2 separate regions of the Homo sapiens genome follow, and region 1 is linked to region 2. A link is a contact called in ENCODE POLR2A ChIA-PET data. All regions are on one chromosome and are shown on one strand. The core of a region is the stretch at or near the end of the contact, and the rest is flanking DNA. Distances in the headings are between cores, read along the strand shown. Region 1 overlaps SPRY4-AS1 (SPRY4 antisense RNA 1). Region 2 has its middle 160 kb from the start of FGF1.

Region 1 (4,759 bases), core at 250-2,749, 140 kb before region 2:
GATGGAAAAGAGGGTTAGTTGAAATAAAGTTGGAGCTGATCTCGCTTGGCTGGCTGCCCTTTCTATAAATATCGCCCTCCCAGTCCTGGAAATGCAGCAGTTAGGGTCCTTGTGAGCTACTGAGGAACATCCTTCCTGTTCAAATGCCCAGGACTTGGCTGCCTGTGCACTTCCATATGCAAAGTGCCTAGAAGCTGGGGAGAGGGAGAGTGCAGGGTCAAAAGTGGGGAATTCTGAGCCCACTCCTTTTACCCCCTGGGGGTGGCCTCACTTCCTCTGGGGGCTCTGACAGCTCTCTGGCCTGTCTTCAGCTTAGAAATCTGCAAAAGTCATTGGCCAGGCTCAGGAGAACTAATCCTTTGTGCCAGAGGTATGGTGGTATGGTGGGGAGCTAGCTCCTCGCTGGTGCTGAGCCCTGCTGCCCCTGGGGTTTTACTGGGAGAGAGGGAGAGGGTGGAGGGGCTAGTGTAATTCGGCAATTTGTGAGTTAAAAAGCAGATGAGAACCCACAGAGTAACGAGACATTCTTCTCTTTGCATGCAAGATTCTGCTGAATGTTGGAAGAGGAAGGAATATTTTTCTTGCTTTTCAGACATGACATCCTGTGAGGGGAAGATTTGGAACAGATGGGGGCCAGGGGAGCCTCACTGTATTTGCTTGTTTCACCACCACCTCCTCCCTCCCACAACCAGAAATGTCTTTTTCTTCCCGCCTAGGGAAGTTAATGTAAAGGCAGGTAGGGGGGATGTCCTGTAGATTAGGAAAGTAAGTTATCAGGGGTCAGGGAAAAATAATCCATTAGGTTTCCAGAAAGAATCCACTTTTCATTGCAGTCTCCTTCTAGGTCCAAAGATAGACAACTAACTCAAAATTGTATCTTCGCTTTAATCACTGCTCTGGTGATATTTGCATTAATGAAAGAGAAAAGAAAGCATCCCCAACAGATGGAAAAGGCGGCTCTCTGACTAGTGAAAGGTAAGGAATTTTTCTGAAATCTTGGGTGCACAATGTGGGAAAAACAAAATTGGTAATGTCTCATGGGATCAGCGCAGGCATCTGCACAGTTTTCACTCCGACTTCTGTCTGTCAGATTGACTGCATTAGAGAAGACCGTAAATGTGGTGATGGAAGTGGGCTGTGACACACTTGACTGGCTGTAGCAGTGTTCCTGGTAGAGCCACATTCCCAGCACAGCTGTGGGTAGCTGGGCAGCTAGTATGATGTTAGTCCCCAAATCACAGCCGATTCTTTCTGCTGTCAAATATACAGCCCCTGAGCCCCCTTCCCCTGAACCTGGAAGGGGGTTCTGCTGGTGAAGTCAGATGGCCTTGTTAGCCAGGGTGGGCCAGTCTAACTGCCTGTTGCATCTTGTCTGTTCCCCAAAGACAGCTTGGCTTGATGTGATGTGAAAAGGATGGGGCAGAAGGAGAAGGGGACAGATTCTGTGCTTTCCTTCTGTCGTTCTTTTTTGGCTGGTGGGAGCCTGTGTTGTTTTTCTCTTCCTTCGTAGGAGGGGATTTTGAGTTCTGGGGTCTGGCTGAGGAGACACGTGCCAGAGTGTCTGGCCCTTTTGGGTCAGGCTGCCTGACTCTGGCACACAGTTCTGGAAGGATGTCCTGGAGAGCTGGTTTACTGAGGCAACAGCTGCAAGCTAACTAGGGAAAGAGAAGAGGAAAGTACTAGGTTGCTGTGTGCTCAGGATCCCCGGTTGAGATATGGAGAATTATGTCTGGGGAACAAAACCTAACAGGCTGTCCTCATCACATGAGATATGTTCCCAGGCTGGAGTGCAGTGGCGTGATCTTGGCTCACTGCAGCCTCTACTTCCTGGGCTCAGGAGATCCTCCCACCTCAGCCTCCCAAGTAACTGGGACTACAGGCACGTGGCACACCCCATGCTTGGTTCTTTCTTTCCTTTCTTTTCCTTCTTTTCCTCCCTTCCCTCCCTTCCCTTTCCTTCCCTTTCTTTCCCTTTCCTTCCCTTTCCTTCTCTCCTTCCTTCCCTCCTTCCTTCCCTCCTTCCTTCCTTCCTTCCTTCCTTCCTTCCTTCCTTCCTTCCTTCCTTCCTTCCTTCCTTCCTTCCTTCCTTCCTTCCCCAGGCTGGAGGCTGGAGTGCAGTGGCACAATCTTGGCTCACCGCTGAGATCAAGCAGTTCTCCTGCCTCAGCCCCCTGAATAGCTGGGACTACAGTTGTGCACCACCGTGCTTGGCTGATTTCTTTTTGGTATTTTTAGAGATGGGGTTTCACTATGTTGGCCAGGCTGGTCTCAGAACACCTGACCTCAAGTGATCCACCCACCTTGGCCTCCCAAAGTGCTGGGATTACAGGTGTGAGCCACTACGACCGGCTGTCTGGCTTTTTTTTTTTTTCTGTATTTTTACTAAAAATGGAGGGGGCGGGGTTTGCCGTGTTGCCCAGGCAGGTCTCGAACTCCTGGGCTCAAGTGATCCACCTGCCTCAGCCTACCAAAGTGCTAGGATTGCAGGCGTGGGTCACTGCACTCGGCCAAGGAAAGACATAGTTGAAAAATCACTTGCTGGCCAAGCACGGTGGCTCATGCCTGTAATCCCTGTACTTTGGGAGGCTCAGGCAAGTGGATCACCCGAGGTTGGGAGTTTGAGACCAGCCTGACCAAAATGGTGAAACCTTTCCTCTACTAAAAATAGAAAATTAGCTGGGCATGGTGGCAGGCGCCTGTAACCCCAGCTACTTAGGAGGCTGAGGCAGGAGAATCGCTTAAACCCGGGAGGCAGAGGTTGCAGTGAGCTGAGATTGCACCATTGCACTCCAGCCTGGGCAACAAGAGTAAAACTCCATCTCAAAAAAAAAAAAAAAAAAAGGTCTCTTGCTAACAGAGTAATGTGGCCTGTGTGCCTAGCTAGGATGAGATTTCCCATCTTGATTCTTTACTCTTCTAACAACTAGACAATGTAAACTTGATACATTTAGTGGGAGCTCTAGGCTCTCCCTCTCTTCTCTGTTGTTACAGTTCCCATAGGCATGTTATCTGCCCATTGGAAAGGACGATGGAAAAACAAAAAACCTGTCCTGGACCCTGCAGTTAGGACTTCAGGGGACACATGAGTGAATATAAATAATACAGGTCCGCTCCCATAGAACCCAAATGTAAATATAAGAACATTTAACTCGTAGTGGACTTTCTAGGGTCAGGCAAGGATATAAGCAACAGACATAATTAGTTAATTCAAGAAATATTAATTGAACCCTCACTATTTGCTAGTCCCCATGGATACAGTGAAGAATGGACAGACACAGCCCCACCTTTCTGGACCTGTGGTCTTGTGCTGTGTATGCAGACTTGTAGACAGGCTTTTGCGATACACTCTGTGAGAGGTGCTGAGATACAGGACATAAGAAGAGTTGTGGGCTTTTATGGAGTGGGGGGAATCGGGAAGACCTGCCCAGAGGAAGTGATGTTGAAGTTAATCCACGAATAAGCAGAGTTGACATTGAATGTTTATGCTTAGTTGACCTGCTACAGGCCTTTGGTCCTGGTATAATTTTTATTTGCACCATCTTTTACTCTGAAAAGTGCCTGGTTTGGATGGTGAGCTCTTTGGTGCCCTAACTATGTGCCAGGCATTGCTCCAGGAGCCCCATCATAAGAATAGCCCTGGCTCATAGTGAGTGAGTAAAACTGAGCTGTTTGCCAGTCACATGATTTATGTCATTCAGTCCTGAGCTGGGCCCTATTTTATTAGTTAGGGATGCTTTGGGCTGCAAATAAGGGGAAACTCTGTGAACAGCAGCTTTAATCAGACTGGTGTTTATTTTATTTTATTTTATTTTTTGAGGCGGAGTCTCACTTTGTCCCCCAGGCTGGAGTGCAGTGGCGCGATCTTGGCTTGCTGAAACCTCCGCCTCCCAGGTTCAAGCGATTCTCCTGCCTCAGCCTCCCAAGTAGCTGGGACTACAGGTGCGTGTCACCATGCCCAGCTAATGACAGGGTTTTACTATGTTGGCCAAGATGGTCTCGATCTCTTTTTTTTTTTTTTTTTTTTTTTTTTTTGAGATGGAGTTTTGCTTTTGTTGCCCAGGCTGGAGTGCAATGGCATGATCTCAGCTCACCGCACCCTCCACCTCCACCTCCCCCTCCCCCTCCCAGGTTCAAGCGATTCTCCTGCCTCAGCCTTCCCAAATAGCTGGGATTATAGGCATGTGCCACCAAGCTCCGCTAATTTTGCATTTTTAGTAGAGATGGGGTTTCTCTGTGTGGATCAGGCTGGTCTGGAACTCCTGACCTCAGGTGATCCGCCCACCTTGGCCTCCCAAAGTGCTGGGATTACAGGTGTGAGCCACCGCGCCCGGCCAAAGGACTGCTGCCTCCTCCTCAGGGAATCGAACCCCAGTCTCCCGCGTGACAGGCGGGGATACTCACCACTATACTGATGAGGACGACAGTCTTGATCTCTTGATGTCGTGATCTTCCCGCTTCGGCCTCCCAGAGTGCTGGGATTGCAGGCATGAGCCACCGCACCCAGCCTCCAAATTACCTTTTTAAACAAGCTTTTTCTTATAAAATGTTCACTGTAATCTATTAAAAGTAAAAGGCAAAATACAAGTTAATGTTAACGTTTTGATCAAAATTATTTCAAAACTAAAGAAATAACATTTTGAAAATTTAATCTTAGTTTTACTTCAATGAGATATTTAATACCTGAAATTCCAGTGCTTAATGTCCATTTAATTTCCAAAGAAAAGAATTGGCATTGGCTGGTGCAGTGGCTCGTACCTGT
Region 2 (4,890 bases), core at 1,063-3,562:
TGTGTCCACCAGGACCTAGAGAAACACTCTACTGACTGGTGTTAACCAGTTTAAAAGAAAAATAATGGTTTGTTTCACAAAATCAATATATGTACATTGTTGAACCATTAGATAAGGAACATGAATTAATATAAATAACATTCATAATGCTTTATTTCAAAATATGCCATGGCAAATACCTTGTATATCCTTTCTAGGCAAATGCCGTATATACCTTTTCTAGCCTTTTTCTCTGCACATCTGTTAAACTGCTTAATCCCCTTCTAATTTGTTTCCTCCCCAAAAAGATGATTACCCTTATGAAAAATCACTCTAGGTAAACTGCCCGTATTGTTTGCCTCTCTAGCAGAGTTCAGCTTCTTATTTCAGCTTCTCTAACCATAAACAGTATGAGAAGACCTCTCTAGCTATAATTGTTTCACTTTTTCACTTCCTGCTTTTCAGAATTATTTCTTTGTAAAAACCCTTTGTATTGTAAACAAACAAAAAGCCAGAAACAGAAAATCTTACAAAACAAATATACAGTTTAATGAATTATTCTAAGGCAAACCCTTCCCAGGTCCACAAACATAACTGAGCTGCCTCCTCCAGAAGGTCCACCCTGGGCTCTGTCCAATCCTACTCCTTCCTTCCCCCAGAAAGTTCCTGCTGGCCCGACTTTAATCACTTCCTCATAGTTTAGAAAATAGTTTTATCACCCAAATATGTATTCCTATATACTACAGCTTGGTCTTTCCCTCTTAAAACAATTTCTTAAAAGATTCTTTAACAGATTTCTCACCATTCTTTTCTTTTCCTTAGAATTTATCTGTTGAGGCCAGGCACAGTGGCTCACGCCTGTAATCCCAGCACTTTGAGAGGCCAAGGCAAGGGGATCACCTGAGGCCAAGAGTTAGAGACCAGCCTGGCCAACATGGTGAAACCCCGTCTCTATTAAAATTACAAAAAATTAGCTGAGCATGGTGGCGGGTACCTGTAATCCTAGCTACTTGGGAGGCTGAGGCAGGAGAATTGCTTTAACCCCGGAGGCGGAGGCTGCAGTGAGCTGAGATTGCCCCTCTGCACTCCAGCCTGGGCAACAAGAGCGAAACTGCGTCTCAAAAAAAAAGAATTTATCTGTTGAAAAATTAGAGGTACTCAACCCGTAGAGTTGCCCACGGTCTGGAATTGGTCCATTTCGATCCCATGGTGCACTTCAGCGTGTTTGCCTATGTCCTTTTTATTTCCTGCAAATTGGCAACTGATTCAGAGGCTTGATCAGACTTATGGCTGATCCCTTGGGCAAGACTATAAATGGTACTGCATTTCTTCATCAGGTGGCACATCAAGTTTGCTTGTCTCTTTTTTTTTGTAATGTTAGTAGCTGTTGGTGCACATTGCCTCAGTCTTTTTGTTTGTTTGTTTGTTTGTTTTTTTGAGACGGAGTCTCACTCTGTTGCCCAGGCTAGAGCGCAGTGGTGCGATCTCAGCTCATTGCCAGCTCCGCCTCCTGGGTTCACACTTTACTCCTGCCTCAGCCTCCTGTGTAGCTGGGACTACAGGCGCCCGCCACCACGCCCGGCTGATTTTTTGTATTTTTAGTAGAGACGGGGTTTCACTGTGTTAGCCAGGATGGTCTCGATCTCCTGACCTCTTAATCCGCCCGCCTCGGCCTCCCAAAGTGCTGGGATTACAGGTGTGAGCCACCGCACCTGGCCGCCTCAGTCTTAATTCATTGGGGTTATAGGCTGCTGATGATTCTAGTTCTTTTTTCTCATTCATTCACTGGAATACTTTTTATTATAAAGAGGTGCTGTGCCTCATCTAATATTTGCTTACACAGTGGCACAATTCATATAGGAAAGGCAGAATAAATGCTTTCTCTTTATTCATCAAGTTTTTTCTTTTTTTCTTTTTTTTTTTGGAAACAGAGTCTGGCACTGTCGCCCAGGCTGGAGTGTAATGGCATGATCTCAGCTCACTGCAACCTCTGCCTCCCAGGTTGAAGTGATTCTCCTGCCTCAGCCTCCCGAGTAGCTGGGATTACAGGCGCCTGCCACCACGCCTGGCTAATTTTTTGTATTTTTAGTAGAGATGGGGTTTCACCATGTTGGCCAGGCTGGTCTCGAACTCCTGACCTCATGATCCACCCGCCTCAACCTCTCAAAGTGCTGGGATTACAGGCATGAGCCACCATGTCTGGCCTATACATCAATTTTTAAGATAATGAATTGATTCCCTGTCATCATCAAAAACTGACTTAAAAAAAAAACAAAACAAAACTATGAACTCATGGAGGTGTCTCATCATTAGGGAGGTGAGTCAGGTTGTTCAACAAGACCAAGGCTGTGGAGTCAGCCAGTGTTACTTCCTCTACATTCCATTGTTGAAAGCAAGTCCAGACACAAAGAGTGGAAGGATAGACTCCAGCTTTTGATGTAAGGAGCTGCAGAGTATTTGCCACCATTATTTAATCTGTAATATCTAGTTTTGCTGTAAATGCTTCCATGCTTTTTTGGTTTTCTGTTTCAGTGTGAGAATTCGAAGAGATTCAAAGACTATATCACCACCATGGTCTTGCCAGAATCTGCCCTCTGAGTCATTTCTTAATCTACTGATTATCTGTAGAACCAGCCTTATATAAACAAGGAAGCATCTAGCAGGTGAGGTGGCCACAACTTCTGCTCCTGATCCTCATGCGTGGCAGGCTTTGCCTCCATACTACTTGCATTACCTTGTAGACCTCCACGAAAGCCTCGAGTCCTTGTGCTTTCAGGCCCAGAAGGCCTTCTGGGTGCTCAAATGGTCCCTTCCATGCTCATTGTGCTAGGGCCACACTATGTTCCTAACAGAACTGTCCCTACTTCATGGGCACTCAGATCTGGTCCCTGGGGCCAGAAGCCTCTTACCATAACCTGTGTCCATTTCAGTCAATATCTACCATTAACTCCTTCCTGCCACCTCACCTCCTGAAGGCCTGTTTACCTGCAGACAAATAAAATCCCAAACTATATATTTGCTCCCAACCCACACTGGCTGTACGAGCCTGCCCAGTTCCAAACAGAGCCAAACTCTGAGTCCCAGTTCAGGCTCAACTGGGACATCCTAATACACGTAGAAAAACCATCCCCATCCAAGATCATATTACTATTTCCCTATATACTTTTCTGATAGCTTCATATATTATTTCATGTCATTGATTTACATTTAAACCCTAATCCATTTGGAATTTGTCTTAGTGTATTATAAGAAGTAAGAATCTAAGTTTTCCTCTAAATGAGTTGTCAGATATATTTAGACTGCTTGTTGACTAAACTGTCTTCCCCAACTGATTTGAAATCATATCCCTATTTCATTTACTGAATGCTTAGACACACACACAGTGTACTCTCTCTCTCACACACACACACACACGCACACATACACACACTTGTGTCCACCTCTGCAGCTCTCACTGTGACGTGGGCTCTGAACTTCTGAGCCTCCCGATGGCTGCCCCCAAGCACCACGTGTCACGCCATTACCCTTGCCACAAAATGGATTATGCATGTTACTCTTGTGAAGATAAGTCTCTCTGATTAGAGAAGACTGATCATATACCTTCACTCCATCTTCAAGGAAGGCCAGGAATGTGGGGCAGCAGCTTCTCTGAGAAGTAGGACTTAATGAGGTAAGTAAGCAATGTCCCAGACTTGGAAACACCCAGAAGTTACTTACACTTAAAAGGACAGCTGTCCAGCAGATACATTTATTACATGGGCTTTAGGAAGTCAGCTGGACCTTATCATACAAGTGTGTGTCTTAAAGCTGAGAGACCTCTCTGAATCCAGACCTTGAATTAATAGTCACTAACACTCACTCCATGCCAGGCCTTGTGCTAAGCTCTTTACACACATTTTCCATTAGACCTCACAACAATCTTATGAAGTGTCTACTGTCATCTCCAGTATGTATTATTATCCCCATCTCACAACTGAGGAAACCAAGGCACAGAGAGGAAGTATCATGTTCTATATCATTCAGGTAGTAAGCAATAGGCATGGACTTGAACCCAGTGGGCTGCGCATCGTTCTGCCTTTGACAAAGCCGTTTATTGTGTTGAAGACCAAATCCTGGTGCTGGGACACCACTACACTTTCCTCAGTTCAGAACTCAGTTCTGATGCCAAAACCAAAGAGAATTTTACAGGAAAATAAGGTCAACCAGATTTGAAAGAATCATCATGCATAGTTCTCTTAATGTTTTCTGAGATGAACGGGTTTCAGTACAAGGATGTTTTATTATCTTTGTTAAAATGGAAGTGTTGTCCAGGCGCGATGGCTCATGCCTGTAATCCCGGCACTTTGGGAGGCCGAGGTGGGCGGATCACCTGAGGTCAGGAGTTGAAGACCAGCCTGGCCAACATGGTGAAACCCCGTCTCTACTAAAAATACAAAAATTAGCCAGGTGTGGTGGACATCTGTAATCCCAGCTACTCTGGAGGCTGAGGCAGGAGAATCACCTGAACCCAGGAGGCGGAGCTTGCAGTGAGCCAAGATTACGCCACTGCACTCCAGCCTGGGTGACAGAGTGAGAGCCCGTCTCAAAAAAAAAAAAAAAAAAGGAAGTGTTGAACATTCTTGTTGGTTTTGTCCTTCTTTACCCTGTTATACTGGGAATTGTGTCCCGAAGGAATAATGTCACATGAACTTAGTTCCCAGGCCCCAACTTCAGGGTCACTGTAGAGTTCTGGAAACCTTTGTAGAACAGTTCCTGTTCTCACCCCTTCATATGCATTCTTTCAGTTTTTCCAGACAGAATCAGCGGCCAATTTGGAGACACAAATACTTAAAACAATCCCACTTCCTACCTTGCCATAAATACATGAGCATAAGCTCTGGTTGTGAAATTCAATGCTTATTTGGCTCAAGG

The links. ChIA-PET counts read pairs that join two places held with the same protein, here RNA polymerase II (POLR2A).
Region 1: POLR2A ChIA-PET joins it to region 2 with 13 read pairs in activated T-cell. The contact joins two enhancer-like sites. POLR2A ChIA-PET finds 5 or more read pairs at or near these places in 3 of 52 experiments (activated T-cell and naive thymus-derived CD8-positive, alpha-beta T cell).

What each region holds. Positions count from the first base shown.
Region 1 is chr5:142,390,077-142,394,835 of GRCh38, forward strand. The region is part of intron 3 of SPRY4-AS1 (SPRY4 antisense RNA 1); the gene reads left to right. Among named protein-coding and RNA genes, the nearest start is that of SPRY4-AS1, 67 kb to the left of the region's middle. RefSeq lists an enhancer at 1,914-2,593. Within about 2 kb of position 1,500, at least 4 of the 41 ENCODE cell types and tissues checked have a DNase peak (open chromatin) inside an H3K27ac peak, as active enhancers do.
Region 2 is chr5:142,527,484-142,532,373 of GRCh38, forward strand. No RefSeq gene overlaps it. Among named protein-coding and RNA genes, the nearest start is that of FGF1, 160 kb to the right of the region's middle. Within about 2 kb of position 2,313, at least 4 of the 41 ENCODE cell types and tissues checked have a DNase peak (open chromatin) inside an H3K27ac peak, as active enhancers do.